Linked DNA regions of Mus musculus: region 2 is linked to region 1. A link is a contact called in ENCODE Hi-C or POLR2A ChIA-PET data. All regions are on one chromosome and are shown on one strand. The core of a region is the stretch at or near the end of the contact, and the rest is flanking DNA. Distances in the headings are between cores, read along the strand shown.

Region 1 (7,397 bases), core at 2,103-4,602:
CCTGTTTTCTAGTTACCTAGGAGCTAACTCAGTTATCCGATTGACTGTCCTTGTACAGAGCATCTCTATCTTGGATAGTGTCCAAGAACCCTGCCGTTTCAGAAATCCTTGGGAGAGTGGGGCTGGGGGGGGGGGGAGCTGGAGAGGGTGGTCCTGGAAGGTATTCCTTGCAAGTAGGTCTCTGGTTCACCTGTGTTCATCATCAAGTCATTCAGAGTAGCCATGTGTCCCCCAGCATGAGGAGACCGCGGCCTCGGCACCCAATGGAATAGTACTCAGACTGAAAAGGAATAAAACCTGGCACATGTGACGGAGTGGCTAAAGCCAGGGGACACTTGGCTACTCTGAATGACTTGATGAAATAAGCCAGACCCGAGAAGAGAATTCCTGTATGATGTTACATACATGAGGTCAGACTTAGAAAGGAAGACTGGGGTGTTGGCTGCCAGGAGCTGGCCGCGGTGGGTGGAGGAAGTTAATGTTTAATGAAATCTGCTCCAGTTTCGGTTCTGCATGATGAAAAGCCGTGGAGGCAGATGGTGGGGGTTGCGCAAGGACTAGAAGGGACTCAATGCCGCCGAACCGCATGCATGATGACGGCCAACGTGGTCCTGTTTTATGGTATCTCAGTTAAAGCAGTATTTTATTATGTTAGAAAGAAGTGGTTTCCTTTCATGGGTCCACATGGTTGAGATCCTGTGGCTCTGGGTAAGACATAGAGTAAAATTTAAATTTAAATAGTGGCTCTTAAAAGGGACCCTCTCATCCCACAGAGTCTGACTCAAACTCAGCAGTGACCTCCTGAGGGTGATTGCAGCAGCTTGACATTCCCAGAGTCCTCTCTAATAGCAGTGACCTTCTACAACCCTGTCACCTACTGCCCTCAGGGGCTGAATGGGTTCAGGCCCCCACTCCACCCCACCCACCCCACCCCACCCCCATTCCTAAGCCCCAGAACCATCCACTGATTTCACCCTTCCCCCAGATTCTTTGTCCTCCTTGGGCCCCCAAAGAAGCTAAGAGGGCTTTGGGGGACTGCATTATACCCTAGAGGGATTTTAACCTTCCTTGGAAAGAATTCAGAGCTGGCAACAGACTCCTGACCCAGAACGCCCCCTTTGCCAGGAGTCGAGTTGACAGCCCAGCTGGCATGCAAATACGGACAGAACGGATGGGGACGCAAGTCCTTCAGTAGCAGAGTGAGAAGTCCATGCGAGACCAGCATTGCATGTCTCATACATGTGATTGCACAGCGGACCGGCATCTACATTCTGTTGTTGTTGGTGGTGGTGGTGGTGTTTTTAAGGATTTATTTAATTTTTTTTATGTATCAGTACACTGTTGCTCTCTACAGAGATGTCACAAGAGGGCATCGGATCCCATTACAGATGGTTGTGAGCCACCATGTGGTTGCTGGGAATTGAACTCAGGACCTCTAGGAGAGCAGTCAGTGCTCTTAACTGCTGAGCCATCTCTCCAGCCAGACATCTACATTCTTAAAACACGCATGGGCAGTAGAGCAAACAACCAAAGAGGAGGTGTTTACAGACTCAGTTGGAACTACTCAAATGAAGGAACTGGTGAGATTGCACAGTGGTTAGAGCGCCAGCTGCAATTCCAAAGGACCCGGGTTCGAGTCCTGGCACCCACACAGCAGCTCACAACTGTCTACAACTCTAGTTCCAGGGGATCTGACGGCCTCGTCTGGTCTCCTCAGATACCAGGCACACAAATAGCTCAGAGACATACATATAGGTTAAACACCCATACATATAAAAGAAATTAACTGATAAACTGCTCACTCTATAGAAACATCCCAGACAGAAGTACAGCCAGGGGCAGGGGGACACCAAGGCAAATGCTCCTTGCCTGTCTAGGGCATATCCAGGCTTCTGCTCAAACAAAGCACAGGGAAGAATGGCCCACACACCTTCTGCTTACAACACCATTAGTTAATTAAATCATAGCTTTACTGTGCCTGCCTGCAATTAGCTCTACAGCTAATCTAGACGTTTCCAGCTTCCTGGGGTCTGCTGGTCTTTTTTTTTTTTTTTTTTTTTTTTTTTTTGTGCTTGGCTCGCAAATGTCAGGCTGAAGCTATGGTGACAGATAAAGAGAGACCTAGCGGTCCTTTCTCGATTACAGCTTTTCCCCTTTGATATCTTTATGCTGTGCTATAAAAGGCCTATTATACTTAATTTAAAGAGTGAGGCCTGCTGACACCTCTTTCAATTGTTAATCTTTAGGAAGCAATGGGCGGAATATTATTTGAAAGGAATAAAGCGCTTGCTTTATTGGAGAGTTTAGAGAGTAGTAAAGATCTAATAGCCGGCACAACAATCCGTTGTTTGCACTTCGTGAGAGTTGGATTTATTAGCATAAGCCACTTAAGGCATGTTACAGTCAGCCTCAGCCCCAGCCCCAGGCTTTCCCTTGGGCTGCTGGAGCACGGGGAGGTGTGGAGAGAAGCCGGTCTAGTCCATGACCACACTATCTGCAAGCATGTCGCCCAGAGCCTACACAACGTGTCCATATATTTACATGATGTCACACCCTAAACCAGTGGACAGTGGCTGTCTGTCATATGTCCTATACACCAAGCCATGGTCTGCCTCATCTGTCTCTTGCAAGGTCCAGGAGGACCAGACCCGGGACTTAATTAAACCCGAGAGCCAGAAAACCTCTTGGCTCTTATTGAGAGAAGACGGGGACCTTCAGTTTCTGCTCATCAAGTGAGGTTTCAGAGCCTGCCAGTGGCCTCTGACCTTGGGGTAGAAATGGCAGGCCCCAAGAGAAGTTCAGAATGCACATGTTTGAAGTAGCAGTAGCTCCCAAGGGATAGGGTGTTTTCCTTCTGAAACCCCGCAAAGAGAAAAGTACGGTTCGTAAGCCTGCCTGTCAGTCAACCTGCTTTGGCTTCTCCAAGATGACGCCCGGGAAGGTTTTGAAGCCTAGAGACCCGTGATAGGCTTCTAAATACCGGCAACTCTCTCCTCTAGGAACATGACTCCACCCTGGTACACCGAGGTGAGGCTGGAGGTCTGACAGACATCCCCGCTGCTCACAATCACACCACCAGTCAAGGGAGCCGGCTCTGTACCCACCCACACCCAGTTCAAAAGGTGAACAGCCCCAGCCAGGGCCTCCTGACAAGCCTCAAGCTGGCCCCACTGATCCTCCTGCCCCTGAGAAACATTTATCGCTTGAACTTTCAGCCTACTAATTCCAACCAAGGTCCATATCGCTCAGCTTCAGGCAATAAAAAGAAAAAGAAAAAAAAAAAAGTATGTTTATCTTTTGGAGTCAAATCCTGTCTCTCCCAGATGACTCTTCCACTGGTCTGTTTCCTTGTTCTCTATGTCCTAATTTCCAGTCAAGGCCAGTTAGCTCAGCTCTTCCAGCAAACATGAGAACCTGGCCTCTCAATGAAGGCAGCTGGGCCTGGATTCCCTGAGGCCCGGTTCAAGGTCACAGTCAAGGAGCTGTTAGGAGCAAGAGCCCTGGCCTTCAGGGGCTCTGTTCTATAAATAATGGATGCTAGTTGTTCAGATTTGAAGGTATCTAAATAAATAAATCTCTTCTTGAAGCCATATTGAAACTCTGGGGAGCCAAGGAAAGCTAACACCTACAAAAGATGATATCTGGACTCTCAATAGCACGAGGCAAGATCTACACTAGGCCCAATGTAAGGTTAGAGACACAACAACCCCCTGGTCTCCTGCTTCACCTGCCTTCTGCCTGCCCTGGGGCCGTGCGTCTGGCTTCTGCACTCTTGCACAAGAAGCGAGGTTGGTAGTGAGTATTAGGTACCACCCTGGAGAGGAGGAACCAGACAGAGGGAGAGCCACCTTTGGGTTGCCACCCAGATGTCTTGTTAGCAAGCGCCAACTCAGGACCAAAAGTCAGCCCCAGATAGCGTTCCTTGCCTCTTGCTGATTCTGCTCTTGAAGGAGTCTCATTAAGTCATTCTGTGGGCAAGGGCAAGATGGAGTAGGGTTGGGGGGTCCTCTACTAGCAACACTTGAACAAGCAGTCCCAGAGATGTGTCCTCAAAGAGGGGCGGCCCCAGGGCTTCACTAGGCCAGCCAACCACTCTACTCTCAAGTCAACACTGAAGCTTGCCAAAAAGAGAAAAAAACTCCCATTGCCCGGCTGTGAGAGGAACCTGTCAAGACAGGTGAGACAGCACCATCTTGGGAAATCCTGTGACTCTTAAGGACACTTTTTTGTGTCAGGACCCTCCTTAATCATAGTTTAGCCATTTTCTTTTCACTAGCTCAGTATTACTGGGCCACAAAGGAAAGCATCTCTGTAGCAAGCAGCGGCCCCAGATTAAGTGTCAGGAAACTGAGCATTGGATACGGTAGTCTTTATGTACCCAGGACCCCCTAAGGTAATCTGGAGTTACGGTGGGGAGATGCCCTTGAGCCGCTGGCCTAGCAGTGAGCACCAGGCAAGCCCCCTGCATGTGCAGTCACGCCGCAACCACGCACCGTTCTAAAGTAGAAAGAAAAGAAGGCAGGAGCTCACAGGGCTTTGTGCATCCACATGGCACATCCCACCGTCTCCTCGCTCAGCCGGCAGCAGCATCCATGGAAGATACTGGTACTGCCAAGGCATTAATGATGCTGTAAAATAATAAGCTAGAGGCTGCTCCCGCACGAGCGAGCCCTTGATAAAAGGGAGATTTACAGCCACATCCATCAACTTAATTATCTTTTACTAGGGTTTAAACTTAGTTGTAATACTAATCTGTATTTAGTACGGTTTACGGGATCTACGGACACTTTACAATCTTCCCCTATTCACAAGTGTCAAATTATGGCAATATTGATAAAACAGAGAGACAGCGGGAGCGGGGAGGGTGGCAGGCCCAACTAGCTCATAGACTTTTTACAGCTCTGTAAAAGAAGGAAAGAAAACCTACCACTCTCTGATTTAAGGATGCAACCGTGTGGCCAATAATCAGGGCTGATAGTGTTTCAGAAGCAATTTCATAGATAATTAGCCTCCTCCAGCACCCACCCCACCCAATCCCAAGAGCAGTCTCCCTGGACTGGACCACAGGAAGCTGGTTCCATGAAGTCTGAACTCCGCTGCCTCTGTTCTTGCAGGCTATTTCCTTTAGACCAGGATGGGTCTGGGAGCCTTCTGTGGTCCCTCTACACAGAAGCGCACCATTCTCTGCCTTCCTACTACTTGAGAGGGTGAGGGTCTAGGTTCTCAACCTGTGGGTCACGACCCTTTCAAATGGGTCACATATGAGATATCCTGTAAAGCAGATATTTGCATTGAGATTCATAACAGTAGCAAAATTACAGTTATAAAGCAGCAACAACGGAATTAATTTTATGGTTGGGGGGGAGGGGGGGGTCACCACAACATGCGGAACCGTATTAAAGGGTCGCAGCATCAGGACAGCTGAAAACCACTGGTTCAGGGGACCCTGGAGGGAAGTGTGTTCTGTGTTTTCGGGGGCAGGAAAGAGGAACCAGTAGACCGTCTGTCCCTGGGGACCCTGGCTCTGCACTGTGGCCCACAGCTGTGCAGCTGTGTTGGGGAAGGGCCTCGGGTCCAGTGTTTGTGCTCCTGAGCTCAACACTTGACTCTTGAAAGGAGTCATGGCCTCCACATGAGGATCTCCTGACCCTCCAGTCTCTACCTCTCAAGTGCTGGGGTTCCACGCGTGTGTGCCACCACACCCAGCTCCTACATCTTTCAGGGGCACCAACCTCTCTCTGTCTAGACCAAGAGTTTGTTCCCGATGCCCTCTAAGCAGTGGGCAGTGTTAAGATTCTCTACCTGGAGCATACAGTCAGTCTTGACAGTTTCTTACTTGTGTTGCCTGGCACACAGTAAGTGCTCCAAAAAGGGAGACACACAGAGCGGGGAGGAGCCAGCCTTGCTGAAGGCTCAAGGAAGACACAGCAGAGAAAACTCAGGGTGCTCAGGGCTCAGGGGCACCTTGGGGTGGGGTGAAGGGAGTGAGTGTGGGAAGTGCAACACAGAAAACTGCAGGGTTCCTGGGCACCTACTGTGTGACCTTCCTAGGACTAAAAAAAGGGGAGTCTGCTGAGGCAGCCTTGGTGCTTAAACACCCCTCACTTCCTCCAAATTATTGCCTCAATAGGCAGGTGTCTCATGGTCCATGTCTGACTGTGCCCTGTGTCTGTACTGTCTACCCCCATGCCCACTCCTGTCCCTGTAATGTAAGCAGGCCAACTGGGTTAAAAGGATGGAGGGGGGATTTTTTTTTCTTAAAATAAAGAAAGAAAGGAAAGGAAAAGAGAAGAGAAGAATAACAAAACCATTTTTAAAGGCTTCTAGCAATAACGGGAGTTCCCAGTGTTCAATTGTAATGACACAAATTAAAAGGGCATTGTCAACGATTGTTAGGGCAGTTGTAGCAAAGTCAACAATGGCAAGAAGTAAAGTCAATACAATTTCTCTACCTGAAAATATAAACGCTCTCGAAATGATTTATTTGGCCATAAATTATTTTCATGCACTCTTTCTCTTTTTTCTTCCCCCTCAACCCTCCCCCTCCCCTCCACAGAACCTGCTTTCAAATGAATGTCATTTGCCCCAGCAGAATGGAGACTGACTAAAGGGCTCAGGTATTTTTTTAAATTCCAGGAAAAAAAATCACTGAAGGTATAGATACACTGATGTCTTGAAAAGATACCCTTCGTGTTTTACATCCTAAAATGTTGACAAAGAGGGGGAAATTCACTGTCAACTTGGAGGGGCCAGAATTACCAGGAAGGCCCAGTGGTCTCTATGGCTGATGGTAAGAGGCTGCAGGTAAGGGAGGTGGGAGGCTTCAGATCTAGTCAGTTCTGTTTGCTTGAGTGCATGCAGGCAAGAAGTCAGTACAGGACCTGCTGTGTCTTATCCACCCTATCTTATCAGGTGGTAAATCTGTCCTTTGATCCTGGCAACAATGTGGAAAGTTGGGGGACAGCTGCCACCGCCCTAGTCAGCAGTGCCTCAGCAATGGCCATAAAACGTTTATGAAACCTGTAATAAACCGGACAGATAAGGAAGAGGGCTTCAGATTTCAGAAGTCAGCAGATCCACGGAAAATGCCCTCTTCTGCCTCCGAGGTCCCTTTATTTGAAAAGCAAACACAAACCATCAATTCCCTTCGGCCATAAAGCCTCTAAGCAAAGAGTTTCACCAAACCCTGAGATTAGATGTGTTTGGATTCTTTACCCAGATTCAGAAAGCCCCTCCCCTCCCCCTGCTAGAAATCCTCAGCATGAAGGCCACAACTAAGGACACTAGGCAGGAGCAAGAGCAAGGGTGACCCAGGCATGGGTCCCGAAGAAATAGCCATGTAATGCCCCAGAGTGAACAGATATCTCAGACCTGCGTGTAGAAGGGGGGAGACGAGG
Region 2 (7,397 bases), core at 3,512-6,011, 750 kb after region 1:
CACAGTAACCGCCCAACTCACCATCACAGACATAGAGGGATTCAGATAGAATGCTACAGAGGAAGAAAATACAAAGTTGCCAGAAAAGCACCGCTGTACAACCAAGTGGTTGGAATAATTTTTGCAAAGACGTCTGTTTCTGCATCTGGCAGAAAGACTACTTCCTCTAAGAGGTTCTTATGTTAGTCAACCCCCCAAACAACTCTTTTAGGTAGGCAATTCTTCCAGGCTTGTGAAAAGCCGCACAGGTCTAATGTGTCTGGGAAAAGGGGACCTCAGTTGAGGAATTGCTTCCATCAGACTGCCCTGGGTTTCTCTCTCTCTCTCTCTTTTTTTTGAATAATGATTGATGTGGGGAGGGCCTAATCCACTGTGAAAGTGCCACTCCCAAGCTGGTGGTCTTAAGTGGCATAGAGAGCAGGCTGAGGCAGTAGGGGAAGCAAGACAGTGAGCAGGGTTTCTCCAAGGCCTCAGCCTCAGTTCCTGCCTGACTTCCCTAACATGAGTTGGAACTTGAAAACTGGTTACTTTCTTCCCCATCGGGCTTTTGGTTATGATGTTGCTGCAATAGAAAGTAACCTAAGGCCAGGTGGTAGTAGCACAGGCCTTCAATCCCAGCAATCAGGGAGGCAGAGGTTTCCCCCTGTAAGTTTGAGGCTAGCCTGATCTATAGAGTGAGTTCCAGAACAGCCAGGTCTACACAGAGAAACCCTGTCTTAACCAACCAACCAACCAACCAAAGAAGCCCAAAACCAAACAAGGACATTATTATAAACAATTCTTCATATTAAAGTTATCATGCTTAGTATGGGCAAGACTTTGAACCCAATCAGTATCCAGACAGCTGCCTCTCCCAAACGTGTTTTGTAGATAGCACAAATGATATAGGGTACAGGTATTCTATAGATTACACTTGTGTACTGTGTCAAGCTGTCTTCCAAAGCAACCCAATTACAAAAAGTTCATAGGAAGGGAGTGATGTCTTAAAAATGACTTATACACTTAAGACAAAAACAAGAAGAAAGAAGATGCTTAGAGGGAGTAACCAGGTCCTGAGGAATTGTCAGGGGGAAGCTTTAGGTTTTGCTCTGTGAAAGCTTTGGTAGAAGGCAAAGCAGAAGCTGGTGCACTGCAGAAGGTGCACTGCAGAAGGTGAATGTGCTTTCAAGTCCATGACTCTGCCAACAGTGCTTTTGGTGGGAAGCACAGTCTGGCAGCACTAACCTCACACAAGCTGGCAGGAAGTGTCAGTTGGGAAACTGGCACATGCGGTGGTATGTCCTACTTCAGTGTTAACGTCAACACAGTCAAGGTTCTGAAAAAGACTATTTCTTAAACCTCCCCAATGTTAGCAAAAAGTTTTTCGGTACAAATTAATAATTTGAACCAGTCTTTGACAAAATATAATGAAAATGTAGAAAGAAATGACCAACGAGTATTCAATTGTTTTTAATTTATTTGAACCTAAAATAGAGGATAATTTAATGAATACAACATACCTACTTCTCAGAATTGAGAGACTAAAGTATAAAGTCATGGTAGGGAGTGGTGGTATATACTTTTAATCTATATCTATGTACTTTTATCACCTTAATAAAACTATGGCTAATGTTTGGAAGCAATTACTCTGATCCTTATTCTATTTTTTCAAAACATTACATATAAAGCAAATATAATGTTGTATCATGTAATATTAACAGAGCATCATAAATGCAAGTTTTCATGGCTATTTTTTTAGCTGCATAATATTCCAAGTTGACACTCCACTACTGATTTCATTATTCTTTGCATTTATAGTCTGGGTTACTTGCAACTTTCTTTGTTGGCTTTCTTGAGTAATACTGCAATGACCACACTATAATATACAACTTAGGAGAGCTACCTTCTTAGTGTGTATCTGTTTAAGGACAACAGTGGTATTTTAAGCTGTTAATTTTCCAAGATAAGGAAATTATAGCCAATTTACTTTCAGGGTGTATGTGTTTGTGGGTGGGGGGAGTATGCCATCGGTGATGTTAAAGTACTCCCGTTCCTCCAACTGAATTCTGATTCATGAGTGAAGGAGAGAGTATTTGGATATGTATCATTCTCGACACCCTTTGCATACTTAAGGACCCCCAGGGGTAACTGTGTAACATTTGATTGTGATTAATCTGACACTACCAAAGCTGCCCAAGTATCTCAGTCTACTTTTCTCTAATTTGTTCAGGATAGTTTAATATAATTTTGTTAAATGTAGTACTGATGACAAACTTTAATACTGCTTCTTCTAATGACTACCTGTGAACTTCTGAGGCTCAGTCTTACACATCTTAATTTTATATCTATATACTTTTTTTTTATGAATGTATGTGCATGTGTGTACAGGGTACACCTGAAAGTCTGAGGACAAATTCAAGTGTCATCCTTGGAAAGGCTGTCCACTTTTTCTGAGATGAGGTCTCTCCCTGGCCTCCAGCTACTACCAATTAGGCTAGATCGGCTGGCCAGCTAGCACAGCGGGCTCTTCTGTCTCTGCTTTCTCAGCGTTGGTGTTATATGCACACCACTATGCCTAGCAATTTTTACTTGGATTCTGGGGACTGGAACTCAGTTCTTCCAATCGCAAGGCAAGTGTTTTCCTGACTGAACCATCCTCAGGCCAGGTCTTGTTATGTCAGAGCCTAGCATAGCTCTTGCTTGGTATGTAATCATCATTGATTCTCATTTAAGGTTAGTTTGAACAATATGTTGAATGTAGCTTAAATTTATCAAGCCCTGAAACACCACCTTCCATGGCAAGTCTTTAAGACATGCACGTTTATTTAACACCAATGAAGCATCCAATACAAACAGCACACACGACTCACTAGGTACGCCCTGGATTGGAATGAATAAACTTTGGGCAATTTCAGGCCTTCCCCTGCTCAGGGACAATTTGCCTTTCTTTTATTGCTTCTCGGCGTTCTTATGGGGATCCCTTTTCTTTTCTTTTTTTTTTTTTTTAAAGATTTATTTTTATTTATTATATGTAAGTACACTATAGCTGTCTTCAGACACTCCAGAAGAGGGCGTCAGATCTTGTTACAGATGGTTGTGAGCCACCATGTGGTTGCTGGGATTTGAACTCTGGACCTTCGGAAGAGCAGTCGGGTGCTCTTACCCACTGAGCCATCTCACCAGCCCGGGGATCCCTTTTCTTCTTAAAGGAAATGTGAATGTTGCTACTTAGCATTTTGGAACCTTGTGATAGTTTCTAATTGCCTTCAAGAAAAAGTCCAATCCCTTAATACTGCCTGAAAAGCACTTCTGCGAACTCTGCTCAGCTGTGTGATATCATTACACTACTAAAACCCTACCCCCATTCACCTGGAGACCTCCTTCACAAGCTGTTAGCTTCGGCTAGAATGCTCTTTCTCTACACACCTAGCAGCAATAAAAAGCAAGTGCTAGATTGAATTCTTCCCAAACACGGGACATTTTTATGAACCACTTCGCTCATTATGAAGTGGATACTTACTTAATCTCAAATGTACAAAGGAGACACAGAGAAGCAAGCAGGTTCCAAAGGCAGGTCTGAATTCAAGGATGCTGTAAACACTCTCCCCACTCCCCAACAGTTCTCAGTAGGAGTTCAACTCTTTAAATCCCCTCTAACAGCTGATGTTAACACTAGACACTAATTCACATCTTATGCCTCATTAGCCGGAGGATAAATAAGCCCTCTGAATTCAGGTCCGACTGCATCTGGTTAACTTTTGCATCCCCAGCTCCTTGGGAACATGTAATTAACATTAACAAATACCTGTTGGATATTTAAATGAGTGAACACTGCGTCCACGCAGAGATAGCAGCTTAGAATTTCCCTGGGCAGCATCACTAGGCTTACCAGATTGGGATCTATATAGCATGCATCTCAACCTCACCCTTTTGGCAGTGTGAAACTTTATATATTCTTTTGTGACTTCGTCAGGCTGCCACGATTCCTTAAATGCTGCCCACACCCGTCCTTTTCATAACAGGGATTTGTCTTTTGAGAAAATCTTTTAGAGAAGATTTCTAAAACCCTAATATCAATTTTTCACTTCACTGCGGTTCAATTGTCTTCACGCCTCTCCCCTTTAAAAAAAGGTGGTGGTGGGGGGAGCAAATTGGAAATCAATGAGGGGAAAACTTTTTTTTAAAAAGTGAATTTCGAATGCAGAGTAGGAAAACATTCCAGCACATTTGGAATTGGGTCTTCCCGTGCTGCCAAGGTAGCACTGTCCCAGGTGGCACCTTTGAGAGAAAAAAATCCCGAGGGCCATCAAAGCGGAGGAAACAGGTGCTGCTCTAAGCAGGGGTTTGGTGGCATCCAGGGTTCTGGCTCCATCTTTTGACAAAGAGCCCAGAAGCTAAGGCTATCTGGCCAGTAGTCCATCACCTTCGAGGGGGAGGATTTAAAAAAAAAAAACAAAAAAAAAAAAACAAAGGCTAGAGGGGTGGCGGAGCACAGGGAAAGGGAGAGGAAACGTGACAAACGGAAGCAAACTCTCCTCTCCGGGGAGCGAGGTTGGGCTGCGTCCCCTTCCAAGGACCTGAGACGGACTGTCATTTTGTGTTTTCCCCTCCAAGCGGACTACCACCGGGTCTCGTGAGAGCCTCGGCGCCGCCGCCGTGGGGAAGGCCTCCCTCCGAGGGCTCGGGCTGAAGCAACCGCCTCCGGTCAGCTCGCGGACGCCCCGTGGGGGCCACGCCTGCGGTCCCCCACCCCCGGGCCAGGCCTCCTACCCACAAGGCCCCGCGCCACTCGCGCAGGCGCAGAGGCGGCGAGCGTCTCAGGAAGAGGAAAATGGCATAAACAAGTCGGGAGGACCCGGAGCGCGAGCCGACGAGCGAGCGGAGGGCAAGAGTTTAAAAACAAACCGGCGGCTCCCTCCCGCCGTGCCTTTGCCCCACAGCTTCCGGTCGCCGCCGCCTCAGGGTCGTTTCTCCCCGCAGCCCCGGCCGCGCGCCCACCGCGGCGTCCCGCGCGGCCCCTTTAAGGACAGCGGAGAGGGAGAGGGAGAATCCCTGCTCGCCGCCCGCCCGCCCTTCCCCCTCCCCGGGCGGCTCCGGCTCCCTCAGCGGGGCCCAACCCGCCCGCCCGGCTTCCATCCGGCTCCGGCGGCGGCTCCTTCCCGCCCTCGTCTATGGTGGCGGCGGGGGACGCGGCTGCGGCGTGGCCATGAACAGTGGCGGCGGCGGTGGCCTCCCGCCGCCCTCGGCCGCTGCCTCGCCGTCGTCGTCCTCGCTGGCGGCGGCCGTGGCGGTGGCGGTGGCGGCCTCGTCGGGCGTCGGGGGCGTCCCCGGCGGGCCGGCGGCGGCGGCGGGCGTGAAGCTCAAGTACTGCCGCTACTACGCCAAGGACAAGACGTGCTTCTACGGCGAGGAGTGTCAGTTCCTGCACGAGGACCCAGCCGCCGGCGCGGCCCCGGGGCTTGGCCTCCATAGCAACAGCGTCCCGCTGGCGCTAGCGGCCGCGGCCGGGGCCGCCTTTCCTCCGGGAGCGCTCCCGGGCGGGGGAGCGGGGCCGCCCGCGGGGCCCAAGAAGCCGGAGCTGGGCGTCCCGGGGGCGGCGACCGCGGGCGGCGGACTCGATGGCCCGCGGGTGGCGAGTAAGTGAGGCCCGGGCGGGGTGGTGCGGTGCGGGGTTGGTGCGGTCCGGGCGCGGGGAGGAGGCCTGAGCCTGCCCGCTTCCCCTCACCTCCGGGCCGCAGGAGAGGCCTAGGCCCTGCGCAGCCCTCCTTCCTTCTTCCTGTTTCCTCTCTGGGCTCCGCCGCTCGGGGCAAACCCCGGAGCTAGGGGAGGCGGGTTCCCGGGAGCGTGGGTGGACGGACGGTCGTGGTGTAATTGGGGTGGGGTGGGGGGCGCTGGGAGTGGGGTGCGGGGAGCAGGGGGGATGGGCTGCGGAGTGGAAGCAAGGGGGTGTCGCTTCCGGGTTTGTGTGTGTGTGTGTGTGTGTGTGTGTGCGCGCGCGCGCGCGTGTGCGTGGAAAGGGGCTGGGTCTGCGAGCACATGTGTCGGTGCGTGCTCGCGTGGAGCGCGGGCTGCCGAAAGTTGCCGGCTGGGAACTCCTTCTAAAGGATGTCCGGGGCCAGGGGTGGGGGTGCGGGGAGGAGAGGTGTATGAAGATCAGCTTTATTCATTTATTTATTTTTAAGTAAGCACAGGTTTAATAGAGAGCTTAGGTTAGGAATTTCCCAAGACTTGCGCTCAGGCAGGTTTCTGGAAAGCCAGAGTAAGTGAACTGGGCGTCTGCAGGGATCTTGTCTTTCCCATGGCGTTATACCGAGTGAACTTGCTCAGCACTGGGCCTCAAGAGCGTCTCGCACCCCGAAGGCTTTCGTGAGAAGAATTTAGGGCTGTGTACGTTATAGCTGTTAAGTTAAGTGGAGTTTGCTGTTACTGTAAATGCTTTGAACATTAGAATTAGATGCTTGATTTCCTCTAGTTTTAGATCTTGTGATAACTTGATAGTCAAGTTAACTTGAACTTCAGAACAATCTGTCTTTAACACAAACAACCTGATAAAGTGGTTTACTACTTACTGGGATAATTTATTTTTAACAGCCCCCCCCCTTTCTTTTTTTTCTTTTTTTTTTTTTTTTTTTTTTTTTTTTGGTCTCTTGTTTACCGAAGCTTAAATGGTAATAAATTTAGATGCTTTGTAAAGAAGTTAATTTCCTGGTGGGATGTAGCCGTTAATTTTTTAAAAATTACGTGTGTGTGTGTGTGTATGTATGTATGTATGTGTGTGTGTGTGTCATTGTCAGTGTGCTCTCACATAGCATGAATGTAGAAAGGTAAGAGGACAGACAGTTTAGGGGAGTCATTGCCCTCCTACAGCATGGGTCCTAAAGCTGGAACTCAGGTGGTCAGCCTTGGCAGTAGGCACTTTAACTACTAAGGCTTAACAAGCAAGCGTTGTCTTTGCCCCCTTCCTCCTCTTCTGTTTCTTTTTTCAGACAGGGTTTCTCTCTGTGGCCCACACTTGTCTGATCCCCCTGCCTCAGCCTCATGAGCTGGGAGTATAGGTTTGCCATCATGCCCAGTGGAGCTTTTGTTTAAGGTAAATTGTATGAAATGAAGTTGTGCCTCTGGTTCATTTAAGGATAATGTTTGATTGGTAAGGAATGAAAAAAACAGTATCTGTCCTAAGTTGGCTTTTTGTTGCTGCTTTAAAACACCATAACCAAAAGCAGCTTGGGGAGGAGGGAAGGTTTATTATGCATTAGAGTCAGTTATTGAGGGAGCCACACACAAGCTCAAGGTATGAACCTGGAGGCAGCAACTGAAGCAGAGACCAAGGAAGGAGGCTGCATACTGTCACTCTGGCTTGCTCAGCTACATTTCTTAAGCCTAGGCCCACTGCTGTTAATGGACTGGGTCCTCCTCCA

Evidence for each region. A loop is a pair of places that touch in the nucleus more often than their neighbours do. ChIA-PET counts read pairs that join two places held with the same protein, here RNA polymerase II (POLR2A).
Region 2: a map of v-Abl transformed pro-B cells shows a loop between it and region 1 (2.4-fold over the local background). The contact joins the promoter of Pan3 here to the enhancer-like site in region 1. A Hi-C loop is called at or near these places in 1 of 37 maps with a recorded cell type or tissue (v-Abl transformed pro-B cells). POLR2A ChIA-PET finds 5 or more read pairs at or near these places in 1 of 5 experiments (Patski).

Annotation. Positions count from the first base shown.
Region 1 is chr5:146,676,184-146,683,580 of GRCm38, forward strand. No RefSeq gene overlaps it. Among named protein-coding and RNA genes, the nearest start is that of Gm34700, 21 kb to the right of the region's middle. Within about 2 kb of position 3,353, at least 1 of the 3 ENCODE cell types and tissues checked has a DNase peak (open chromatin) inside an H3K27ac peak, as active enhancers do.
Region 2 is chr5:147,425,395-147,432,791 of GRCm38, forward strand. It overlaps Pan3 (PAN3 poly(A) specific ribonuclease subunit), which reads left to right and starts at 4,762. Exons shown (of 19, transcript NM_028291.5): 1 at 4,762-5,615. The coding sequence starts at 5,186.